2 separate regions of the Homo sapiens genome follow, and region 1 is linked to region 2. A link is a loop called in an ENCODE intact Hi-C map of the cell type or tissue named here. Cell type or tissue: ascending aorta. All regions are shown on one strand. Each heading gives the region's core, and the rest is flanking DNA. Links, peaks and the distances in the headings are about the cores only.

Region 1 (12,835 bases), core at 2,643-10,642, 140 kb after region 2:
TTCACTTATGCCCCTGGAGTAGAGAGAGAGAGTGTGTGTGTGTGTAAAAGAGAAAGAGGGAGAATGGGCAGGGAAAGAGAGAGAGATGGGTGGGGGAGGAAGCTATTACCTGATTGATTTTGAGTTATAATCATTAGGTTACATTAATCATGCTATAAGGCTGTTGTTAGTCACCAGTATCCACTTTCAGACACATGGGAAGATGTCCTTTCTCGCTCTCTTTGATGTCAGGTATGGCAGTGCAAGTTGCTCTGGCCAATAGAATGTGCATGGAAACAACATATGGTAGTTAATTGTGGTTAACTTCCTAGACTATTCTTTCCTTGTTGCTACAGTCTTGGATGCATGTGTTAACATGGAAATGCCATAAGAGTGAAGTAGCCTGGATTGCTCAGAGGTCAATCATGGAGGACAACTGTTTGCCCATATTCATGGAGGGCTATAGCAGAGAGAGAAAACTTCAGGTGAGCTACAGAGACTTTGGGGTTGTCTACTACTGCAGCATTGCCAAGCCTATCTGACTAATATATATGCTTATTTAGGAACTTAGAAACATCAACGTGCACACATAAATTTTGTGTGTGTATGTGTTGTGGGGTGTATGTTTGTTGGGTATGTGTTTGAAACAGAGAGAGAGAAAGAGAAAGACAGGATTGATTTATAGTGAGAGCTTGATTTTAGAATAAGATACAAGTTCCTTAACTGCTTGATTTTAGCCAGTTTGGGACTTTTAGTTGTAAATTACGCAAATGGATATATAAGCATATATAAACAAATACATGGCTTACTTAAGTGTTTATGCACAATATGAAACATATTCTTATGTTTTTGTTTTGCACTGGCATACAAATGTACTATGGTCACTCAGAGTTGTCTTCTACAATCCACAAATAATATTTGAAAACTTGAGCTAACTAGTCAATTAAAAGCTCTAGGCAAACTTCATCTGTAAGATGCATTCCAGATTACCGTCTGAATCATGGACAATGTACACTGTACATTCATACCAACAGCATAAGAAAAAGCCAGAGCTAGGTTTAGTTTTATATTTCCTGAGTTTTCTTGATTGCCGTCTGATCCTTGATGTTATTCCAACATAGAGTGATTTTTAAAGGAGAATTTAATTTGATATAAGTCTGAATATCCTTTGGAATGCTAAAAACCAGCATTACTCCAGCAACCCTAATGAAAAACACAAGTTCCGTGTACCAATTTGTGGTCAGAGCCAGCATTCCAGCCCTGCTCTCTCGTGGCTGCTAGTACTCCATCGTGTTCCTTTTCCCAGCCCTTTGCTTTTCTAGCTAAAGATGTCAGAGGCTGTGGCCCACATGGTATGCTAAACAGCCCACTGCTTACAGAAGACTCTTACAGCTCAAGTGCAAACACTTTGAACTTATAAAACACACCACCATCACTACCATCAGCACCACTAAATGGAAGTCTCTGAGGATTTCCTATTAACATCCCGACAGATAGATGTGCACTTATTTTAAAACAACCTACATGTGCACACAGATGCATTTCCATATAGATTCAAGACGAAAAGCACAGCACCTTCCAGAAGAAAACTCATACAATTAGGCTGAGGCTGATTCACTCTCATGTTTTATCACCGGTGTGGAATGCCAGTAACAAGAGCAATCATTTGTTTGTGAATTCACGGAAGACTGGACTTTCACACTGGAAAGGGACTTCCCAATGAATAGCAATGGGGAGACTTGCTGTGTATTAGCATATTTTATCTGCCCTTGTTTTGAAATTAAACAGAGTTGTGGTTGAAAGGGGAAGGCACAGATTGCCACTGGGCTGGCTTTTTAGAAAAGTGGCATTTGGAATGAGGTTTAGCTAAGTGGGCAAATTCTAAAGTTAACTCTTAGGATTCTTGGGCTTGCAGAAGACATTTTGCCTCCTCGTGTGATAACAGAATCTTCTAGTCACTACTATTCTTTCCAGAAGGCTACTCGTTCTTGGATACAATGCCTCTCTGTTTTGACTGGAGATACTTAAATATAAATCAGGAGAATTCTAAGCTGTAGTAAAGGCTAATCTGCAAAGCTGAATTAAATTGTATTCCACATGTATTTACTGAACACATATTGTGTGCCCAAAGCTAGTCTAAGCACCTTGGGGTCAGGGGAGTGGAGGGAGAAGATAGATGGATGGATCGCAAAATTGAGATTGAGATCAAGATCAAGATGGAAATAGAGCGAGAGGTAGATGCATAAGACAATAAGAGAAAATTCAAAGTACTATGTCATTAAAACCAATGAATATTCTAGAAGTTCTAAGAAAAAATGATGAGCATGAGCTGAAATATTCAGGGTGGATATCAAGAGGAGAGGTGAGCCTACATCTAAATTTGACAGAAAAGGGGAGGATTTGGATGGATAAGGAGCAAGCATTCTGGAACTGGGAGTCAGTTACTAAGCACAATAAGTGTGTAGGCTTTACATTGTCAAAGTATAATCTTCTAAACATTAAAAGCATGACTCATAAAAATATGAAGTGCATAGCTTTCAAAGTTCTACTTAGCTCATTAATGGGGGAATCAGTATATTGTAAAGATGATTCAACAGAATGTACAAGAAATCAAAGTACATGTTGTTCATTAGAGTCAGAAGACTGAAATAAGATTGCTAAGTCAAAAACAAAACTGGTTAATGTTCTATGGGACAACAAAAACTGTAACATTTGAGGTTCCCCTTCCTACTGGACAAAAATATTTGCTTCTCTACTGTAAAAAGATCATTTGCAATTTGACAATCTCTACTGAGTTAAAATAAGTCCACAGAGTCTAGATTCTAAGCAATAATAATAAAAGTCAAACAAAAATACATCTCTCTGGAGAACCAGGTACTCCTTATGGAGGCCTGTTTGACAGTGCTCTCATTTAACATTGAAAGGACACAATATGGACAGGATCTACAAGTTTGGAGTACTTTTTAAAACAGTATTCAGACAGAAGGGAATTCTAACCTTGTTCCAGCATTTGCCCACTGTATGATGTGGCAATGTGCCTTAATTTCATGGTTCTTCAATTTCTTTATCTATAAAATATAGGCAATAATAGCTCTTGGCACACAGACTTGTCATAGGGATCAAATGAGATAATATACAATGTCAGAGTTTTGCATAATGCCTAGCACATAATGGCTAGGGTCAAGATACATTACCTCAGATAAATAGGGAAGGATCACCAGCAAAATCCCACAGATGCAAGCGACCACGGTGTTTGGAGAGCACTGGGTGGACCAGCCTGGCTGGAGAAGAGAACAGGGAAATAGAGAAAGATAAAATAATAGTTTTTAGTCAAGATTTGTGTAGATCTAAAATAACTTTTAGAAATAAGAAAAGGACAGAGAAGTGCACAAACATTTTGAGAAACCTGGGTTTTATTCCGAAGTCCATTGAGAGCTACTACCGGTATTTTTTTGTGCCGCATAATGACACGGTGAATGCAGAATTTGGGAAAAACTAACTCAGCTTTCTATAGGGCAGTGTGAAACAGGGAGAGTCTGTGGTTAGAGAGGAGAGTTAGGAAGTGGTAAAGGGTTAAGACGCCAAAAGAGAGGAAGGAAATGTACATGAATACTACAGTGTGAAACTGAAAGATTGTGGGAATGGTGTTCTCTTTGATATTAGTAGGCAGCTTAGGAAAAGAAGACAGTTTTAAAGTGAAGATGAAGAATTCCGTTTGCATCTACTGACTTTATTTGGGACAAAGAGATATGGATGTTGAAATGTTCCATAGACCATGGGAGACCAGGATTTGGATGAGAAATTAATGGTGGAGATATAGCTTTAGAGGTCACCCATCCAAACATGATATATAAAGCCTTGAAAGTCAATGGACAAATCTAGCACTGAAGAGGAGACAGCAGAGGAACAAGAATGATATGTGTGTTCTTTCTTTCTTTTTTAAAAAAAAGTTGTTTTCCAAAGGATAAAAACATAGCAGGTCATTGGAGAGAGCGGAGGGAAAGCTCTAACACTTTGGAATCGAAAGTAGAAGAGTGATGCGGGAAAGAGAAGAAAGCCAGCCCTGTTGAATAATCCCCAGAGCTGATGGAGGACGATGGAGGCAAAACTCGCTGAGTTGAGTTGACCTCCCCATTAAATGGAAGAAACTCTGGAAATACATGGAATACATTGGCTTAAATCCACTCTAAGTTATAAATAACCCACAGGAGAGAGTGTTTGCTGGTGGAAGAGTTTGCTGGGAGAAAGGAAACATTAAAGCATGGGGGAAATTGAAGGTGAGGAGATTGGAGCATGCGGTGCCTTAGGCTTGGTCTCCTTTCAAACCCGCTCTGGGACAAGAACGTGAATGCAAGCAGTTGATTTAGGATGTGATCCCAGGAAGGACCAGAAAAGAAGCAGATATTGGGCCAGGGATGGGAAGAAAGTCAATGCAGGGTACATTAATCAGCAGGGTCACACTGTGGGCAGCCAGGACTCAGTCCTGCTAGGAGCCGGGGAAGGACTGTGAAGAACCAGTTTGAGAGCCATCCCAGCTGAGCAGAGACTCTTCGGAGTACTCAGTCACCAAGTCTAGGCTGCTAGATGAGAGATGTTCCTGGATTTTAACTCTCTGGTACTTTTGGTCTACTTGTGCCTGCAACCAGAGAAAGCCCTGAGGAGAGAGCATAAGGCTGGCAGTAAGCAGCCTCTGGTGTGTCCAAGAACAGCAAGTACTGAGGGGCTACGGGTGGGGCACCCACAAGGTTTAGAGAGCAGATGCTGCAGCCAGACTGCCTGAGTGTGAATTTGGCTGGATTTTCTGCCGCTGAGTACAACTCGGGGCAGGGCTGCTGGGGTCTTCTGATATAGGTCCAGCTCAGCTTGCTTCTAGACCGGCTTCAGAAACCTAAAAGAGTCAAGTTACCTGTCGGGAGCCTGATATCATTATTACTCACCACATTTTGGTCACTTGCTGTGTGTCAGACATTGTACAAGATGCTTTCTACGTGACAGAAACCCCTGCCTCTCCACACAATCTGCTCTCTCCTTACAATCTGCTCTCTCCGTCCTCAGTGGATGGGGGCTTTGTTACTCCGGCATTAAGTGGCACAGATGAGTTAGCCTCACTCCTGAAGGTTCTCCTGTAAAGATGATTAATATTAAGAGATGCTATACTCTAAATACTCCAGAGACCTAAGGATCTACAGATACTTTTTCAGGATCGACTGGGGAATGACGGTTGTCACGGTGTTGAGAGCGTTGCAATGTTCTTATCAGACAATCACAAACACACGCTGAATCCAGAAGATGCTGGACCATAAGGCATTTCTTTTCACACCATGCAGGTCCAAGAAGTCTTTATTCTCTACTCTTTCTCCCTCTTCTCTCCCTTCTCCCCCTGTTAGTTTTCGGCTTCTCTGGCTTCCCTTCATAATTCTGGCTCTGTCATGGAAGCACATGGCAAAGCTGGCCGTGTTTCCTCTGGAGTATTCCAGGTCCACTTGGCTGGCCCTCTCCTTAGAACCACATTCCTGGGGTTATGGGGAGACAACAGCTCCCTGTCATTACTAGCTGAAGGGAATAGTAGCATCCTTCATTAGATCCTCTCAACCTTGCTCATATCTTTATAGATAGTCCCTTTATCAGCCTCACTTCAAATTACCCAATGAGGGTTTATCTTCTGTTCCTGCAGGACCCTAACTGACAATACAGCACTCAAGTAGACTACAGGCAATTCCGTGGCAGAAACCCCACCTTATGCTTCTCTCTGAGCCTGTCCTTGCAAAGATACAACCACAAATGTTAGTAGAGATTAAAACTGAGGTTCAGTGTGGACTCCATCAGAGGAGCATGACTGTTCCTGGAGAAAAAGCATTTTCAGAAGGGGCACTGTAACTTCATTCTTTTACTCAACAAATACTGAAAGCCAGGCACTGTTCTAGGTGCCAGGAAAATAGTATGAGCAAGACAGAATTTCTGCCTCCAGGAGTTATATTCTAATGGAAGGAGTGAGTCAGAACACACACTGGTATAAATTAAAAAGACAATTCCAGATAACGCTAAGTAGAATTTTTAAAGTGCTAGAACGGGAGGATACTTAGTTAGATGGCTAACTAAGGCTCTTATAAGTTCATTTCCAAGGTGATTGGGCCCCTTCGTTAGCATAACAGAGACACCCTATTTTGAGGACTTCTGAAATCATTGAGGGTAATTTTAACAATGCAATTCAATGGGAGAAGGAAAAATAAATCATTGAAATTTGGGTATTAATGTTAAAGGGACTTATTTGGACCCCAAAACAGGACTGTACATCTCTCCACCCTTATCACTGATGCGCCTCTAGTAGTCCAAGAAAAACTGTGTCATTGAAGAGTTGCTGCAATTTTTTCTTCTCTTATGGAGACTGTAACTCTGATCAAAGTGATATGAAGATGCTATTCTTTGGCTTCTGCAAATAGAATGAAAATGACTTTTGGCTGTGGGTATGTGAGGTTTTTCTCAAAATGGAATGTGAGGGCGAGCACTAATGTGCTAATAAACCTCTGTTGGCAGGAAAGAGGTTTTGTCAACGAACTGTGAGAGAAGCAGAATATAGTCCCAAGAAGTTGCAAGATGGGGTCTGCTTTACAGGAATTGGAATCAAATTCAAACGTTTTATGGTTCGGCCATTTAAACATTGACTTAAACATTTGGACATGTATCCATCTCTGGTCTAGCCTGGAGCCACTATAACTTTCACATGAAATCCACTGCAAGCTACTAATTACTGTCTTCACAAAAACCACAGTGCAGGCAGTAGCTGAATTCTGCAAATGGGTTTTCTGCTCTCAAGGAATAATGCTAAAGGGAGGAAATTTGTAGATACCCAGGACCCCTACCCACAAGTATTTCCCCAAAACTTATTAATTTAATCCCAGGGCTCTCCTTCCCTTCTCTGGGCCCCATAGCTACCAGCTTCTCTCATCCTCAGCTCTCCGGCTTCTTCCCTAACAGCACATGCATTATAGTTTCTAGAGCAAGCTGGCTCAGGACTGTTAGAGGTAATCTCAGTCGACTGTGGCACCTTAAGGATGGAGCCCCTCATGGTGGCTTTTGTCAAAGTATTTAAACACTTACACGTGCCCAGCGTGTTTGAATTCTTTTCTAAGGAACTTACCATTTGCCTAATAGAATGACAAAAGCTTGGTAGCATAAGATCTGTTCACATCCTTGATATATGAAAGGCCATGGTTCTCAGACTTTTTAGTCCCAGTGCTTCTTCACACTCTTAAAATTATTAAGGCTCCCAAAAAGCTTCTGTTTTATATAGGTAGCGTTTATTGATGTTTTCTATTTGAAATTAAAACTGATAATTTTTTAAACTTACTTAAGATAACAATAAATATATTACATGTTGTCATAAATATCATACTTATATGAATAGTAAGTATATTTTCCAAAACCAAAAATATTTAATGAGAAGGGTAGCATTGTCTTACTGTTTTGCAAATCTCATTAATTTAATATCTGGCTTATTAGCAGATAGCTGGATTCCCATTTCTGTTTCCGTATTCAATCTGTTAAAGTGCTGTTATCCTTTCCCAGTTGGTGGGAAAGCAGCACCATGGGGTAGGAGTGCAGGGGGCGGGGGAAAGAAAGAACTTTCTGCTAATCCCAAGAATGTGCCATGAGATTTGGAGAGTGAAGGAAAAATAGTCTTGAGGTGTTGCAGTTTCACAGTTTTACCCCTTGAATCTACAATGTCAGATTTCAAATATTAGAACTGGATGGGATAAAATGGAATGTATTAACGGCATTCACCATGACCTGGATAAGATTAGAGACTATTATTCTAAGTGAAGTAACTGAGGAATGGAAAACCAAACATCGTATGTTGTCACTGATATGTCGGAGCTAAGCTATGAGGATGCAAAGGCATAAGAATGATACAACAGACTTTGGGGACTTCTGGGGAAGAGTGAGGGGAGGCGAGGGATAAAAGACTACACATAGGGTGCAGTGTATACTGCTTGGGTGATGGGTGCAACAGGTTCTCACAAATCTCCGCTAAAGAACTTACTCATGTAACCAAATACCACCTGTACCCTCAATAACTTATGGAAAAATAAAATTAAAAAAAGAAAAACAACTGGATGGGAACTTAGAGGTCACATGACAAACTCTTCAGTCGAAAAAGTAGATTGACTTGATGACAAGTTATTGGGGAAGTGAAGCCAACACCTAAAGGTGTAGCATAAGCACACACTGATGAGTCCCAAGAAGCAAGAAGGGAATGGAGCATGTTGCACCACTCCCCCTCCCCCAAGGACCTCCAGTTTTTTCTTTATTGCTGAATTGTTCTCTCCAGCAGCATTGGTCTCCATCCAGTGAATATATGTTCAGCTAGCCACTTAACAAACTCAAGCTGTGGTTTTAGGGCTGATAAATAATTATGTTAATTAACAGGTTGGAGGAAAAATATGATGTTATTCCCGTGGAATGCTCTGAAAAGCTGGAAACACTTAACTGCAAAAACTACATGTGGTGAAATAACCAATAATTTGCTTAAAAAACCCACATCTGGTTTGCTGGCTCAAAGCAGGGGTTAACAGTCTTTCGAGGGCAGCCAGTGTCAGAGAGGGGTCCCAGGATAAACAGCCAAGCCTTCACGGCAGGAAATATGCTTGTTCTTATAGCACAAGCATTTACATTGGCTTCTAACCAAAATGAAACGTACAAAGAATTGTTTGGTTTGTCTTTTTCTTTTTTCTCTTCATAACATGCAGTTCAAAAATGCCTTTCTCATATTTGTATGCTTGAATATGGGACAGAGGGAATAGTCACAATAGAATAACAAAATAATTCGTTGCTCCAAACTTCTAAAAGAATGCAGAAAACACACCATGGTAATAAAGAATAGACAGGTTTAATTCATACATGCGTAATTATTTATTATCCTAACAGACACTGATTTGATACATAAGTACTGAGCATCTTCCTTGCACAAGACACAGATATGAAAGTTATAACTCATACACAGGTGAGCCATCTGTGATCCCAGATCTCCAGGAAAAAGTTAGCTCAGAAGAGAGAGTAACACATATCTACAACATGTGGATAATACAAATCCCAGTGTGATATGTGTCATTAAAGAGAGAAGTAAAGTCCTATAAGTGGCTTGAAGACCGGAAGTTTCATGTAAGATTGGAAGCGTCCACAAGGTTTTTTGTCAATAGTGGTATTTCAGCTGAGGCATAGAAGATGCCTATAATTCCAACAGATGAAAATAAAGGCAGAATGGCATCGGGCTGGAGCACCCCAGCACATCTGTAATAAAAGCAAGAAGCAGGGGACTGTGGCTAGAATGCACAACAGATGTAAAGAATGTGGGGAGGGGACAGGCGCAGTGGCTCACACCTGTAATCCCAGCACTTTGGGAGGCCAAGACGGGTGGATCACCTGAGGTCAGGAGTTCGAGACCAGCCTGGCTAACATGGTGAAACCTCATCTCTACTAAAAATACAAATATTAGCTGGGCGTGGTGGCACATGCCTGTAATCCCAGCTACTCGGGAGGCTGAGGCAGGAGAATCGCTCGAACCTGGGAGACAGAAGTTGCAGTGAGCCAAGATCGTGCCATTGCACTCCAGCCTGGGCAACAGAGGGAGACTCTGTCTCCAAAAAAAAAGAAAAAAAAGAATGTAGGGAGGCTAATCAGAGAAAAGCAGTCATTGGAGGTGCCCATTGGAATATTGATCTGGCAGCAATAGCGCTGGGTATGCTAAAGGGGAAACAAATAAGCCTAAGGACCAGAAAGATATTCTCAAAACTGTGCGGGAAGTCCGTACACTGGTGCTGTATGTTCACCATTATCTGCCAGATATTTATGTAACATGACAACTGATTGGGCCAAGGTAGGGGAGGAACTGAAGATATTTTCATAGGCTCCATCTGCAGAGACTAACTAAGAAGATGTGCTTAAATTTCTGGCCACCAGATAGATAGATCCAGCAGGTGGCTAAAAATTCAGGTAGAGAGGCCAGAACCACAAGGGCAGGGGGTATACGTAGGAGTCAACAGAAGGAAGAGCACAAGGGGAAATGAGAAGCAGTCTCCTGTGGCCACGGGGGCCTCTTCCAATTCCCTCCACACTGTAGCCAGAAAGAGCATCAGGAGATGCAGATTTGACCACAGCATCATCCGCTAAAGGCTTTCCATTGCTCTTGCGATACACATCAAAGTTTATCACGGCCCGCAAGGCCCCACAAGTTCTGTCTGTTCTGTCCCCATCTACCTCTCAAGCACTACCTTCTCCCTCCCCTCCGTTTGTGCTTCAGCCACTGTGGTCTTCTCTCCATCCCATGGCCTGCTAGGTTCCCTTCTGTCACAGGGCCTTTGCCCTGCTTAAGAACATTTGCTGTCATCAGTTGGCCTCGCTACCCTCTACATATAATTCTCAATTCAGTGGCCTTTCTTTAGGGAAGCGCTTCATACTTCTTCTGGTTGGGTGGGTCAAATCTTTACATTATATTCCCTCACAGCATCTTATGTTTTCTCTTTCCAGACATATTGCAGTTGCAACCATGTATCTTTTTGTACAATTACTTGATTTACAAAGGTTCCCACATGAAGCTATAAGTTCCTGAGGACAGGGTCACCGTGGATCCTTGATTTTCAGCACTTTACTCCTGGTATTTAGTAGGCTCTCAATGCATAGTTGTTGAGTGAATGCATACTAAAGAATGATATAAAAATGCTCTCACCTGCGTTATTCCACTCAATCTTCAACAAACAGCTATAAGGTGGATATCACAAGTTTAGCTTTACAAACAGAGAGGCTTTACAATGATGCACCCCTCTCCACCTCTCAGCACCATATAGAAAGTCAGTGGCAATGTTGTGGTTTTGACTCTGTCCACCACACAGACCCCACCTTGGGAGCAGAATCCAGGTCTCAGATGCCAAAGGGGCATCAGGGTCTAGATGGCCACAAGTGCCAAATGCTGTAGAGGAACCAAAGGAGGATGGGAACAGGGACACTGCATTGATTTGGGACATCATAGTAGCCTTCTAGAGGGTGGTGGCAGAAGAGTGACAGGTGCAGAAGTCAGACTGTGGGCTCTTTAAAGTAGTTTGAGTGAAGGAACGTTTTCAGGGAGGGAGAAGGAGTTGCAAGGTGATTAGAAAAAGTCATCCAGTTTGTCGAGAGGGAGGCTGAGAAAGAATATTTGAGGACTAAGAAGACCACAAGCAACTTAGGGTAGAATCTTCTCCAGGATGAGTGAAAAGACAAAACAGAACCACACTTCCTAAACAAAGAAATCGAAACTCTATTCCAAGAAAATTTATTTAAAAAGTGTAAATGGCAAACGTGTGGTTCTGTTTATTTATTAGTAATCAAAGATTGAAAAGTTAGATTAGAGGTGCCATTTTTACTTATCAAACTGAGACTATTTTTTAAAAGAAGGATGCTTGCGGTTGCACTACTATTTATCATCTGATGTGTTTAATAAACCTCACAGAGCATCAGGCTAATGTCCAGAGGTTGTGCTGGCCTTCATTGAGGTGGAGAGTAAATGTGATGGTGTTCTAAGGGAGGAAAAAACATCGGCTCTCTCCCTTGCCCAGCAGGTTCTTCTGAGGAAATGGGAAAAGCCATCTGCTGAACAAAATGCTAGTCCATAACATGGTGTAAGAATGGATGATACGCTCTCTGGGTGGCAAAAGGCCTCCCTAATTTTAAAGCAAGAGAAACATATAAAGGTATGCTGTCTATACAAACAGTAGTTATGTATAACAAATATTGCCATTAAAATAAAATAAACCAGTGGAAGCTTTCAATTTAAAAAAATGTTTTAAGAGCATGGTTATAATTCACTGATGGAGGCTTCTGATATTCCAAACAAAATACCTATAAAGACATATCCAATGAAAGAGGAAAACTTCTTACATTGGAACGAATACAGGCAATCAACCTAATGTTGGTTGGAATTAGGGAGGATTTCTACTGCTTGAAGAACTACAGACCAGTGTGTGACTGTGTTTGCCCACCTGAAACCAACTACCCCATCTGTCCCACAGGGCTCCCTGTGTCCCCTACCATTCACCTCTTGGCTGAAAGATGAGGACCTCCACCAACTTGAAAACTCTCCCTCTGTTGTAGGAGTATCATTTTTGAGGATGACTTCTATCCCCCACATCCAGTTGGTATCTCTTTCTCATCAGTAAAAGAATATAACACAAGGGGGTTGTATACAGTGCATCCTAGGAGCTGTAGGCCTACCCAGTAAAATGCTGTCAAAATAGGCCAAGCAGCAGGGCACGCAGAGGAAGCGGGCTTTGTTGTGTACTCTGGCATTGGCAGTTGTCAGAGAACAGGCAGAGAGAAGGAAAGAAGACCCCTCCTAAGTCCAGCAGAACCTGACTGAGCGGAACCGGGGCTGGGCCGGGAATTGTAGATGAGAGAATTCTTATCTTGTGCGTGGATAGGGAGCAGACAAGTGCAGGTTGGTACCTTGGCCAACAGGCCCTGGGTGAAGAGACAGCCTTCTCTTCATCCTAAACTGGAAAAATGAGCCAGAGAGACACAAGACACCACAAAGTAAGAGAACTGGAAATTCCTCCTAAAGTAATTCTGAAGAGCAAACATAGATGTGTCCAAGAAATAAATAGAATAGAATACGCTACCATTTTTGCTTATCAAGTTGGCAAAAAAAGTTTAATGGAATATTTAAAAGTAATAAAGTTTTTAGAAGAGACAATGAAAACAACATTCTTATACACTATCATATACATTATCAATGGAGACATAAATTTCCAGAAACTCTCAGGAAAAGATTTAGGTGTACCTATCTTCATCATTGCAATCTTATTTAAACAACCTTATGGCCTAATAT
Region 2 (12,835 bases), core at 2,737-10,736:
TTATTATTTAATAACAGTGATATGTGATATTACACCTTAAAAAAAAAAGAGACTCTATTTTATCCTAAGTGTATGGAAAGCCATTGGAAGAGTTTAAACCGGAGACTAATATAGTGATTTACATTTCAGAATGATCATTTGGTTATTTTACAGTGAACAGTCACCAGGTGGTGGCAAGAGTGAATGCAGAAAAAACAGGGCAGTCATTCCAGTATTGGAGGCAAGGACTGGTGTGGGAGCAATGCAGAGAGGGAGAAATGTTCAGATTGGGGATAGATTTTACAGGTAGGCTTTAGGGAATTTGCTTATGGATTGGATGTGGGTGGGGAAGATTTGAGGAGGCAAGAAGGACTCCAAGTTATTTGCCATGAGATTCTGGAGTGGATGATGGTGCCATTTACTGAGATAGGAAAGCCAGAGGTTGCAGCAGGGTTTGCGTACTTGTTTGTTGTTTTGCTTTGGGGTAGGAAAAAACCCAAAAACCCAAATCTGTTTGTTTTGTTTCTGTTTTTTTGTTTGTTTGTTTGTTTTTGAAACAGAGTCTTGCTCTGTCGCCCAGGCTGGAGTGCAGTGCTGTGATCCCCGCTCACTGCAAGCTCCACCTCCCAGGTTCATGCCATTCTCCTGCCTCAGTCTCCCGAGTAGCTGGGACTACAGGTGCCCACCACCACACCCGGCTAATTTTTTGTATTTTTCGTAGAGACGGGGTTTCACCGTGTTAGCCAGGATGGTCTCAATCTCCTGACCTCATGATCCACCCGCCTCAGTCTCCCAATCAAAAACCCAAATCTGAACAAACAACGATAGCGTACTTAGACAACTGGGTGTGGCTGATAGCATTGGTAGAACTTGTGGATGGGCATGATGCTGGGGAAAAGGTGACATGGAGTAAAAAAATCAAGAAAACATCATGTCTGCCTCAGGCATGTCGTAGACAGCCACAACACGGGAGTCTGGCTCAAACTTGTGAATTTTCAAGCACGCCTGATATACTCAGGTGGAAAAGCTCTAGATAGTTTTGAAGTTAAAAGCTCTGAAGCTCAAGGGAGATAGCTTGATGGATTGGAGAAATTTAGGGAGATCTCAGCATAAATGGGGGAGAGAGGGGATAGCCTGGGAGTTTATAGTCTAAAATGGGAGGAAGGGATGAAACATTGTGGGGAAAGGAGGATTCCTGATGGGGCCTGAGCACTCAAGCCCTTGTGAAGTGATATAAGGCCACTTCCAGCCTTGGAAAGGGGGTGATCTGGTTTGGCTGTGTCCCCTCCCAAATCTCATCTTGAATTGTAGCTCCCATAATCTCCACATGTCATGGGAGGGACCCAGTGGAAGGTAATTGAATCATGGCGATGAGTTTTTCCCATGCTGTTCTAATGGTAGTGAATAAGTCTCAAGAGATCAGATGGTTTTATAAAAGTCAGTTCCCCTGCACATGCTGCCTTGCCTGCTGCCATGGAAGACATGCTCTTCCTTTGCCTTCTGCCATGATTGTGAGGCCTGCCTAGCCATGTGGAACTGGGATTCCATGAAACCTCTTTTCTTTATAAATTACCCATTCTCAGGTATTTCTTCATAGCTGTATGAAAATGGAACTAATACAGGGGAGAGAGAAGAAGGGGTGGGGAAGAAGAGAAAGATGATTGGGAAAATTGTGTTACTTCACCAATTTGCAAAGGGCTAGCTTTTAAGCAGAGATGACAGATGACATTTATGAGTGCTTCTTAAACTGTTCTTAGCATTCCCCTTGGGCCTACTGATTTGGAATCTTCTGGAGCAAGGCAGGGAATTGGCAGTTGATTTCTCTGATGGACACTAAAGCTCGTGAATGATAATGCCGAGTTTCAGATGCCCATGAAGGTCTCAGGTCCTCACGTGAATGGCTTGTGCTGTTCATACTTACACACAGTGGAGCTCTGTGCTGTTGGTTCATGCTTCTAGATCATGCCACAAAAGCCTGTCTTAGTCCAGTGAGTCCTGAACCCATTTGATCATGAGGCTCATCTGGAACTCTTGTTAAAACACAGATTTCCAAGCCAAGTTCCTAGAAATTCTGATTCAGTCATGCCAAGGTCTGTGTATTTAACAAGTTGTCCCCAGGTGATTCTCGTGATCCAGCAAGGTTGGGAAACATTGCTTTAGTCAAAGTTTTTTTCTGTCTCATATGTGAAAATCTAGGAGCAGATCAGAAGCAAAGGGCAAACAAAACCCCAGCTGAAGAAGCAAAGTAATTCCCAAAGTCTTCCAGATGTTTCCCTGTTTGTGAAGCAAATTCTGGTTTCATTAGCGGCCTCACTTTCATTTATGCTTCTGGTTGAGTTAACCATTCAGATAATAGAGTTCTATGCAGAGACAACGTAGAGAATTATCACTTAGATTATCAAGCAAGAAACAAAAAAGCAGGATGCAAGAGAGGTAGGAGAAGGAAGGAAAGTAGGGAATTCTAAAATCATTTTATTAAAGAGTAACTAGAATAGATTTTGTTTTGTTTTGAGACAGGGTCTCACTCTGTCACCCAGGCTGGAGTGCAGTGGTGTGATCATGCCTCACTGTAGCCTCTACCTCCCAGGTTCAAGTGATCCCCCCACCTCAGAATCCTAAGTAGCTGGGATCACAAGCACACGCCACCACACCTGGCTAATTTTTCTTTATTTTTTTGTAGAGACGGAGTTTTGCCATGTTGCCCAGACTAGACTCGAACTTCTGACCTCAAACGATCCCCCTGCCTTGGCCTCAAAAAGTGTTGGGATTACAGGCATGAGCCCCCACACTCAGCCTAGAAGAGATTTTGACATGATATAATATTATAGTATCTCTATATAGTTCCTTCCTCATGTCAATTTCCCAAATAATTTCTCAGCTTTCTTATAGAATTATGGATCTAGTTTATAACTCATTAATTAATTTACAATTCATTGCCTAACACAATTAAACAAAGGGATCTACTAAGCCTTCTCAAATCTATACTGTTTTGCTCCAACTTTCCTCCTTCCCCATGAAATATGCATTTGGGAGTTGATTAAAATACCCATCTCCCACCACTCTACTCAGTTCCTGCTTCAGATATCAAATGTTCAGCTACTGAGATTGAATAGCACAGGAAGCAGAATTGACTTGTTTCTGAATCCATTTGACTCTTAAGTTTCAGAGAGCAGGCAGCAAATCTTTGACTGCAAGGAATTTATTCAAAAATTTCTTTTCATTTTTACTACAGAGTTAGAAAGCTCAGCTACTGAGTTCAAATGGTGAAAATTTGGAGAGCAAGAGTTGAGAGAGCAAGAGATTACCACAATGTTATCATTAGTGCGGAACACAGCACCATATCAGCAAGCATTCTACATACAGTAATGTTTGAGACCTGGGTCAGATTTGTCAGTTATTAAATATTTGAGAAAACAACAAAAGATTGTCATCTCTAAAACATTCTTTTTTTTCTAGCTGCAGCTTAAAAATCAGGCATTGGGTTGTTTTAAACATGAATGAACATGGAAAGAAAACATAGATATTTAGCATATTATGGCTCCTGACACCGTCCCCGGGGCACTTTCAGTAACCACAACACAGGGACCCTGTAACCTTGAGCTTCAACCATGTTTGAAGACTGCATAAAGGGGTCTTCTACTCAACCTAATCTTAGACTTGGGATTTTCATGATGCTTCCCTTTCACCTTCTCCTTTAAAATCTTTTTATCAATACCTTGTCTCGTTTTCACATATAATATTCTTTACACATGCCCAGCTATTTCTTTATTTTCTTTTTTAAAAAGAGTAAATGCAAATAATAATCTTCTGTTTTAAAACCTTCTCGGTTTTTGAGCCTATCTATCTGGAATTATAGAAATACCCTGTCAGTTTGGTTTCCAAGCCTCCTGCAGAGTGAGACAGGGTCTCACCCTGTCCCAGGCTGGAGTGTAGTGGTGTGATCACGCTTCCCTGCAGCCTCTACCTCCCAGGCTCAAGTGATCCTCCCACCTCAGAATCCTAAGTAGCTGGGACTATGGGTGCATGCCAGCAAGCCTGGCTAGTTTTTCCTTATTTTTTGTAGAGACGGGGTTTTCTGTGGACCTCTCTGGGCATTCTGGTTGCAGTACATTTAGTAAAATGCAGCACAGAACGATGTGTGAAATGCACCTGCTGATGTTGGATGCTACACATGCACTGCTAAGAGTGTATAGCTGTTCCTTTGGAATGCAGAGATTGGGAACCTGAGGCACACGGAACACAGGAATCATAAATGTTGCTCAGAGAAGAATTCTGTGGCATGGGCACTTCAGAAGGAGCTAGTTTAGGGGTGGATGGGAGGGCACGGAATCCAGGTAACCAGGATGTGAAGAGGAATTGGTCAGAAACAACAGATATTTGAGAACAGAAGTGGATAATGGGAGTGAGGGGCGATAGTAGTGACAAATGGCCGTGGAAGGGCCACTGGCAACAAAACTTGCCTACTTCATAATTTTCTCTTGGTCTCAAGTCAATGTTATAATTAATAAGAATTTCAAGACTCAGCTCAAAGTTTAGAGACTCGAGAGAGATGGTTTGGGCTGGGTGCAATGGCTCATGCCTGTAATCCCAGCACTTTGGGAGGCCGAAGTGGGCAGATCACGAGGTCAGGAGATCGAGACCATCCTGGCTAACACGGTGAAACCCCGTCTCTACTAAAAATACAAAAAATTAACCAGGCGTGGTGGCGGGCGCCTGTAGTCCCAGCTACTCGGGAGGCGGAGGCAGGAGAATGGCATGAACTCGGGAGGCGAAGCTTGCAGTGAGCCGAGATTGCACCATTTGCACTCCAGCCTGGGAGACAGAGTGAGACTCCGTCTCACAAAATAAATAAATAAATAAATAAATAAATAAAATTTTTAAAAAAGAGAGAGATGGTTTGGAGGCAAGCATGAGTTTTGGAAATGAATTTTGAGTTCTGCATTGCTGGCTATGTAACATGGGTACAGTTATCCAGCTTTCTTCAGCTCCCATTCCATCATGCAGAAAATAGGGATAGAAATTCCTTAGACATGGGATCACTGCAACAATTAAATATGGTGATAGCTATAAAACTTTTAACAAAGTGCCTGGCCCATGGAAAGCACTAAATAGTTAACCAACCCTATTATTGTTACCATTGTTATTATATCTAGGCAATGATTAAAGTTGTGAGTTTAAGAGAATCCCATTTCTAACTGGTCAAGTACAGTCTGTTCTCCTGCAGTGTGTTGTTTGTGTAATGTGAAGAAGTTCACAAACAAATGGTAAATAGGGAAATGCCATCAGTGTCATAGGAAAATCATGTTAGCTCATGCACAAATTTTCCTGGAAAAGAGGAGACAGAAAGGTAAAAGTAGGATTATAATCTTCGTAGGAAAGGAAAAAATCTCTTAACTTGGCTGCTGCTATCATAGAAGGAGCCCTTTAAGCTATGTTTTTAAAAAAATGAGAAACAAGTTTTTACAGTCAGGCTTTCCTCCTTCCACCCCATGTCAAGATTTGGGCTCCCAACTCTGTGCTGCTCTGGTCTCAGGGCAAGTTGGCAACTTAAGAGTAACCACTTCCGTCCAGACTGGACTCAGCTTTTGCAGCTCTGAGCCAATCCAAGTATTGCGGCTGTCTTCACCCTGGCAGTTTTATTCACTTTTAGTGTCTGTCACCAGGAATGTTCATGATATCTTCCCCAGGTTCCAATCATTGCTTTCCTTGGTGCTCTAGATGAAAAAATGCATGGACACTGAACACTTTGCCTCTTCCCCTTCCTCATCTTTTTTTTTTTTCATAAACTTCGTTATATTTGGTGCAAAAGTTTACAAAATGTGGAGTTTTGGGGGGAATGAATATGTTGCTTTATTTCAAAAATACCTTAAGTGCCATAGGACCTAACGGGAGATCCACTGAGGAATTACTTATCAAACTCTCCTGCAAAATAATTCAAGCCTGAAACTACAGGCTCCAGGTGAAGATCTCCCCTCCATGTAACTCAGTTAATGTCAATGATTGTGGAGGAAAGTCAGGAAGAGTGGAAAGAGATTTTAGAGAAACAACAGCAAGAAATGAGAGGAAAATATGGAAAGTGCTTCTGAGATTATCTTTCTAAAATATAGCCATAAATCATGAAAACATTTTATTCTGTTTTGCAATAGCACACCCACAGACATTCTTTCCAGTTGACTTTTTGATTTGAGGGCTTGTGGGTCATTCACAAAGTACAGCGTGTGTGTGTGTGTGTGTTTGTGTGTGTGTGTTTCCATTATAACCTTGGTTCAACTAAAAATGAAGTGGGATTAGAGTCAACAATCTCTTTGAGTAGTCTGAGAGGCTGGAGCAGGAGCATTGTGATTTAGTGGTTAGAGCTTCTATTAAAGGAACCCTGACAAGGTCATTGTCCTCAAGAATATAGAAGTTTCAGTGAAGACAAAATTTAGGGCTTTCTGTGGCCTTTGATATTTCTATTTTGTTATGTTTTTGTTTTTAATCCAAAGGATATTCAGGATTTACAGTTACTATCATCAGGAACCTCCAACAGATTACCTTTTAAAGCATTAGCAAAGGAGTTAATGTGTGGGCAAGCTCCTATCTCAGGGTGTCAACCTTGCTACTCCCCTCTGCCTGGAATCTGCTGTACTTGAGTATCACACGGTGTATGGGCGAGGCACTCACTGATCACCTTTCCCCAGGCACTCCCTGTCCTCTTTCTTGATTTACTTTTCTGTAGAACGCTCTTACCAGTTAATGCATTCCATATTAATTTTTTTGTTTATGGCTAGCAATTGATCCAGAAAAACTGTTTATAAATTTCGAGGTTATCCAAATTTAAAAGCACCAATTTCCTATTTGTTTTTTTGCTAGGTGAGAAAACACTTTTTACCAGGAGAAAGAGAGAGACAAAGAGAAAAAAGTGGAGAGACAGAAAAATATAGAGACACAAAGAAATAAAGAAACATAATTGGAGAAAATACATTTTTGTAAGCCTTGTTCAGATCCTTCTAAATTACATACCAGAGGCCACCCTAGGCCCAAGATTAAATCATGAATATTCTTAGAAGGTAGGCTGAAAACATATCCTCAAAAGCCACTTTTTGCTTCACAGGTATTGAAAAGGTAACACTTTTTCCCACTCTTGAAGGCACTTTAAATTATAATTAAACCAAAGAGTTTAACATGGATGCTGCACAGTAGTCACTGCACTGGAAAATATACAGCCTATGTGATTTTAGAGCAGGTTTGTAGAACAGAAATAGTACACAATTTTCACAGATCAGCCACAGACAATTTAGGTTAAAAAAATTGCTCAAAAGAGTTGCACTTGAAAACATACTCATAAAAAGGAATGAACTTCGGATACACGCAACACGCATGAATTTCAAATGCATTATTCTAGGTGAAAAAGTCACACTCAAAAGTTTACCTACTGTGTGGTCCTATTGATATGACATCTGGACTAGGAAAAACCATCAGGACAGAAAACAGATTAGTAATTATCAAGGCCTGGGGTCTAAGGAAGGGATGGGTACAAGGGAGCATGAGGGAACCTGTGAACTTGTCCAAACTCATAGAACCATACACTAACAAGAGTGAATCTTACTGTATGTATATCTGCATAAACCTGACTTTAAACAAACTAAATAGCAAACAATAACGATGACAATAAAATGTATGCCCAATAGAAGAACCCAGTAAGAGTGGCTGTCTCTTAGATGGTGAACAGGAAGACTTGGCACAAGGGTGCCATTTTGGAACTTCTTGGATTTTATGCCATCCATATATTCTTCTCACTCAAAAATGTGAAAGTAACAAAAATTGTGTGTGTGTATACACGATACTCTACTGATTCTAAATGCAAGCTTTTTCATATTTTAATATCTCTAAACTCAGAGTGCATCTGAGTACCATGTCACAGGTTTTTAATTTCTTAGCGGTACACACAACACTGATGTGTTTTAGATTTTTTTTAAAAAATAGCCTATTTTCCAGGATTGCCTGCTAGTTCTCTGTTAGACAGTGGAGTTGTCAAAACTAACAAGGTAGCTAAAAAGAGCGCCCGAAGCAATTCAACTCACAGTGTCCCTTAGGCAGATACTATTGTAAACTATCAAACAAGCAAAAAAAAAGAAAAAAAAAAAAGAAGAAGAAGAAAGACAGAAAAAAGAAAAAGAAAAAAGAAATTAAAGAGGTGCTATTCTCTTTATTTTAGAAAGAAAATATCTGAATAGCTCGCAAAATGAATGAGTCATGTGGCTTCTGCAGCAGCCCAAGTGGTGGAAATCAGACTGTTCTTGTCCTCGGGAAAACAACACTAAGCCACATCTGTGATGAGCCAGAAATCAGTTTTATGTAAAAGAATATGTGAGGGAACAGAAAGGGGAAGAAGTCTGGAAAATCCATGGCACAAACCCACAGCAAATTCATCCTGAAGTTTGCACGTGTCACTTACCAATGCGAAAAGACTGGAATCAAGACAGCTCTTCAAGAGGCCTGAAACCATCATGCACTGAAATCAGAATCAAGGACCTCCCTGGGTTTTACACACAGTTCCAGCTACAGAAAAGTTTCAGGATAAGTTAGTATCCACTGGGACTTTGCAGACCAGAATAAGAATTACCCACCAAAGACCATACATGACATGGAATCAGAAAGCTTCCAAATTCATATGGGTGTTTGTATTACTTTGCAACTAATTTATCACCAAGCCTTTTATCATATATCACTAGACATTTTAATATATGTAGGGTTCCATTCTTTCCTATCCTGTTATTTGCTAAAACATTTCTAGCTTCGCCTATCCCATTTATATCCTTGTCTAACCCTCTGCCATTTTCACATAGATTTGGGGGCTTTCGAGATACGGAGGTTGGAGGAAATGGTGAAAGGCATGGGGGAGAAAGGCAAGCGGTGCTTAAGGCAGGGCTGGAGGGGAAGCCTCAAAGATGTTGGACACTTCTGGGAATCTTACGGGAAAGAAAATGGAACGTTAACTGTAGTGAGTTTTGTACATCCTTAGTAATAAAAATAAAGAATGTGGGTAATTGAAAGATTATTGTGGGTTTAATCAGATGCATTTTCTGACTGTGCCATTGCTCTAAGGCTGTACCTCATGGATCATGGTTTCAAGTGAGGCTATATCAGGGGCTATTTTCTAGACCATGGATTAACTGTTACCCTAGACCTAAGTTAAGAGTGCATTTTCCCCATGGCAGGCAGATTTTTGGAAAAATGGTATAAAAACAAAAGAGTCAATTAAATCCAACCACTGATGACTGCCAGAATAATCCTGAAGAGCTGAAGATATGTTGTAAAGACAAATAATACCTGTTGCGATGAATGGTAGAATGCAGGAGAGGTGAACTTTTGTAGTGCTGTGTGAGTTTTGTATGACAACAGTGTTTGAAACCCATTTTGAGAACTGGTAAGCTCAAAATTAGTTTTCAGCCAACATCTTCTGACACCCAGGTTCTAAAATATTAAGGTACTTTGAGATCAAGAGAAAGTACGTGCAGGAAATGCCCAGACTAGTTGGAAGTTATTGCCCTATTCTATCAGATGATGTGTTGTGGCTGTGGGACTTAAAATTAAGCAGACTTTGGAATTGCTGGTACAAGTACTCACTGCCAGAAACTTAAGAAATTAGTGGTAGATATTTTGCTAAGGCCTGGAGAATAAGAATGAGGTTAGAACATGCCTTGGAATTGCTAGAAGGATAGCAAGACTTGGAAGTAAACAGATGTTGTCATTTATGGAGAGTTTGTTGGGCCTCACCCTAATGTTGCTTGTTGATTGTGGGCCTACATTTTTAAAAGACCAGTCAGAGAGAATGACACACCATAGGTTACCAGGAGATGAATTAACTGTTATATGGATGAATTTAATGGGGTACCTCTAATCACAGCTGTTCTGCCACTGCATAATGAACATGACTAGCCCTTACCATAGTCGATCTGCTTTTGGATACTGTGAAGTTGGCAGTATTTGTCTGTCTTAACCACCATGTAAGGATATCTGTGCCCACCACCCCATCTGTCCCGTCTGTCCCTAGTAAGCAGGAAGTCTGAGTAAGGGAGTAGAGAATCCAAAACAATGCATTCTGACTTGGGAAGATCAAAGAAGGTCTTGCTAAGATGTGAGATGTGAATTTTGAGCTGAAACTTGAAGAATAAGGTTCTGTGAGGTGACAAATATGGAGAGAAGCATCCCCAGTACAGGACACAGCATTCTCTAAAATATGAATATGTAACTGTGTTTGTTAAATTTGCAGTACATTAACGCATTGTGTGTGTGTGTGTGTGTGTGTGTGTGTGTGTAATGCAGTTTTCTCTAAGAACATGAAAATAGTGGACCATAGAGAGGATAGTTGGGGAGGCCATGAAGGACTTGAAATACCATCCAAAGGCTGTAATTTTTTTCCCTACTTTCTCAGACATTTCTCTCTGGGCAGCAGAGTAGCCTAGTAAAATGCTGACGTTGCATGAGCTAGAACGACCCCTGACTACTTGCTCAAAGGTGATTTAACTGCCTAACCCAATGCTGAGCAGTGAAAACTTGTCTGTGTCTAGGATTCTAATGGCCAAGACTCAGACGCCCTAGGTAAAAAGTATGTTGAGTAAGCTAATGTAAAGTTTTTACGTGGGCCAAATTCTAACTGTGGCCACATTCTAAACTCCCCTATATCTCTCCCCTGAGTTAACTGAAATTAACAGTGACTCACCAACCATCAAAGGGATTCACAGGCTTTAAAAAGATGAGCCATTAATGAAGGCATCTCTATATCAGCTTCAAATTGGTGTTTTAAATCTTAGTTGACTCCTAGGCATTCAAGTATGAGGCAAAGGGGATCATCATTTGTATTAAAAGAGAAATCCCCAAATCAGAACTGGTTTAATTCCAACCTAATTTTGGCTACTTAAGGAGAGTAAGAATTAAAGAAGTAACAACCAGTTTTTAGTGGATCTGAGAATGAAAAAGTTAACCGTTTGATTTCATTGGGGCCTATTCCACATTAGTTTATTTGAATCTTGTATTCCAGCAAAGGCAATAAGTTCCTATGAAACCAGTTCTTAGTATTAAGCTCATCCATTTGGTGCCTCTGCCAACTGTATGGAGTTGTCTCATGAAGTCTGAGTGAGATGTTGTCTATTGAAGTGCTTTAGTGTATTGCATGATACAAAATTGCAGCTCAATAAAAATTGATCTTATCAAAATTTGAAAATCAAACTTAATGCTTTTAAGAGAGCAGTCATTTCATCTGAGCCTCACCACAAACCTGTAAGTAGAATCATTCCCATTTTACTGATGAAGAAACAGTCTCAGGTTTGAGGTAATTCCCAGTAATCACAGCATGACAACACAGATAAGAAGACCAAGCTGCTAAAATGCACTGGCTGTGGTTTGCTTGCTTGTTTTGACATATAAGCCCCTAAAATATATTTCCTAAAAGATATGTTTATGTCTGTCTACCCACATTAACCTAAGTGCCCCAAAAGGCAGTTTTCACATCTGTCTTGTTCATGTCTCCATTCCCAAAGCCTAGCACAGTGTCTGGAAGACAGAAGGTTCTCAATATTCGTTAAGTGAGTGAATCACAAAATATCCTTTTATCTTGATTTGTTCTCTCCTTGGATTTCTTAGTCTTTTCTGCTATTCAGAAGCTTAGCATTAATCAAATGGACACCTATACCTAGATACCCATTAGCAGGTTTTATCTCAAAAGAAAAGCAATGTGTGACTGAAGTCACACATTTGGATAGTTTTGTTTTCCACACAGCAGAAATGAGCAAATGGGCATGTACACTGTAAAGCCACCATGAGAACTGAGCTGGCATGGGGAGTTCACTGTTGTGGTAATATTGTTGTGGTAATAAGCTCACACTTCTGGCTGCAGCCAGGCTTTGGGAGAGGATCTGAAAGTGTTCCTTCAATTCCACTTGTCTGAAGATTGCTGGGATGCTTCCCCACCAGCCCGTTTCATCTTTCCCTTCCCTGATTCATCTTGAAGGAGGAACTAAGCAAAGGATGAGAGCTTCGTGTGGTTGATTATGAGAAAGTTCAAGGCAGCTGTTCATTTAGAAGCTGTAGAAAGAGATTGCCTCACACGCTTACATTTAAGGAAACATAAGCCTGGAGTAATTCATTTTCCAGTAGAAATTGTCCTGAGTCATTTCATTTTAAATGGGAGCCCCAGTCACAGTTAGGGATGAATTTAGCAACAAACAACATAAGGATTTTTTTCAATCTCAGCTTTATTTTCTGAAACTGTCTTTCAAACAGCCAGAAAACAACTTTAAGTTTTGAAAGAAAGAAGGAAAGAAATAAAGAGAAAGATAAAAGAAACACAAAATGACTAATGTTTTGAGATTTAGGGGCAAATTCCGTGCCCTATGGCTGAATCTTATACAAAATAGAGAAGTATTGAGATGCACTTGCAAATACGGAAGTTCGTACCTTTATTTAATTGGGTTAATATGTTTAATTTATTTTTTAGCCAGCTGGACAGTGGGATTTAATCTGACGACATGCACAGAGATGTGCAATGATGTATATGTAAGGGGAATTCTTCACAACAAATCTATGTCTGAGTGCTTTGGCCTCATCCTTCCTTGATGCAGTCTCTGCCTGCCCTAGAAACAAGAGAACACCTGTTATTCTCTCGCCACGTGTTAGGGACTCTGTAAGCACTTTACCAGCCCATCTCACAACACCCTTCCAAGTTTTCTATTTTTATGATCTCAACTTTACATGTGAGAGACTGAGGTCAAGAGAGACTAAATAACATCTTAAGGTCATTCATGGAATATGGAATAAAGTTCAGAACAGGAATTCTGGCAAATTGAGCCCTAGAATTTAAGTACTTAAGCATGAT

Evidence for each region. A loop is a pair of places that touch in the nucleus more often than their neighbours do. Peaks named below come from ENCODE experiments on the same cell type or tissue, not always from the same donor. Only the 100,000 strongest peaks of a DNase experiment are listed, where the experiment ranks them.
Region 1: a loop joins it to region 2, with 2.6 times the contacts of the local background. A loop is called at or near these places in 1 of 110 quality-filtered maps.

What each region holds. Positions count from the first base shown.
Region 1 is chr9:87,193,020-87,205,854 of GRCh38, forward strand. It overlaps LOC105376126 (a long non-coding RNA gene), which reads right to left. Exons shown (of 15, transcript XR_007061642.1): 13 at 4,917-5,102; 14 at 3,174-3,260; 15 at 2,931-3,047. Among named protein-coding and RNA genes, the nearest start is that of LINC02872, 51 kb to the left of the region's middle. RefSeq lists an enhancer at 6,841-7,342. In ascending aorta, for the core only: no CTCF peak of the experiment used is centred there; DNase peaks (open chromatin) are centred at 4,609 and 5,877; H3K4me3 peaks cover 1,039 bases; H3K27ac peaks cover 1,745 bases.
Region 2 is chr9:87,057,904-87,070,738 of GRCh38, forward strand. LOC124902196 (a long non-coding RNA gene) reads left to right here. Exons shown (of 2, transcript XR_007061638.1): 2 at 8,177-9,014. Among named protein-coding and RNA genes, the nearest start is that of LINC02893, 22 kb to the left of the region's middle. In ascending aorta, for the core only: no CTCF peak of the experiment used is centred there; DNase peaks (open chromatin) are centred at 5,538 and 6,208; H3K4me3 peaks cover 825 bases; H3K27ac peaks cover 1,747 bases.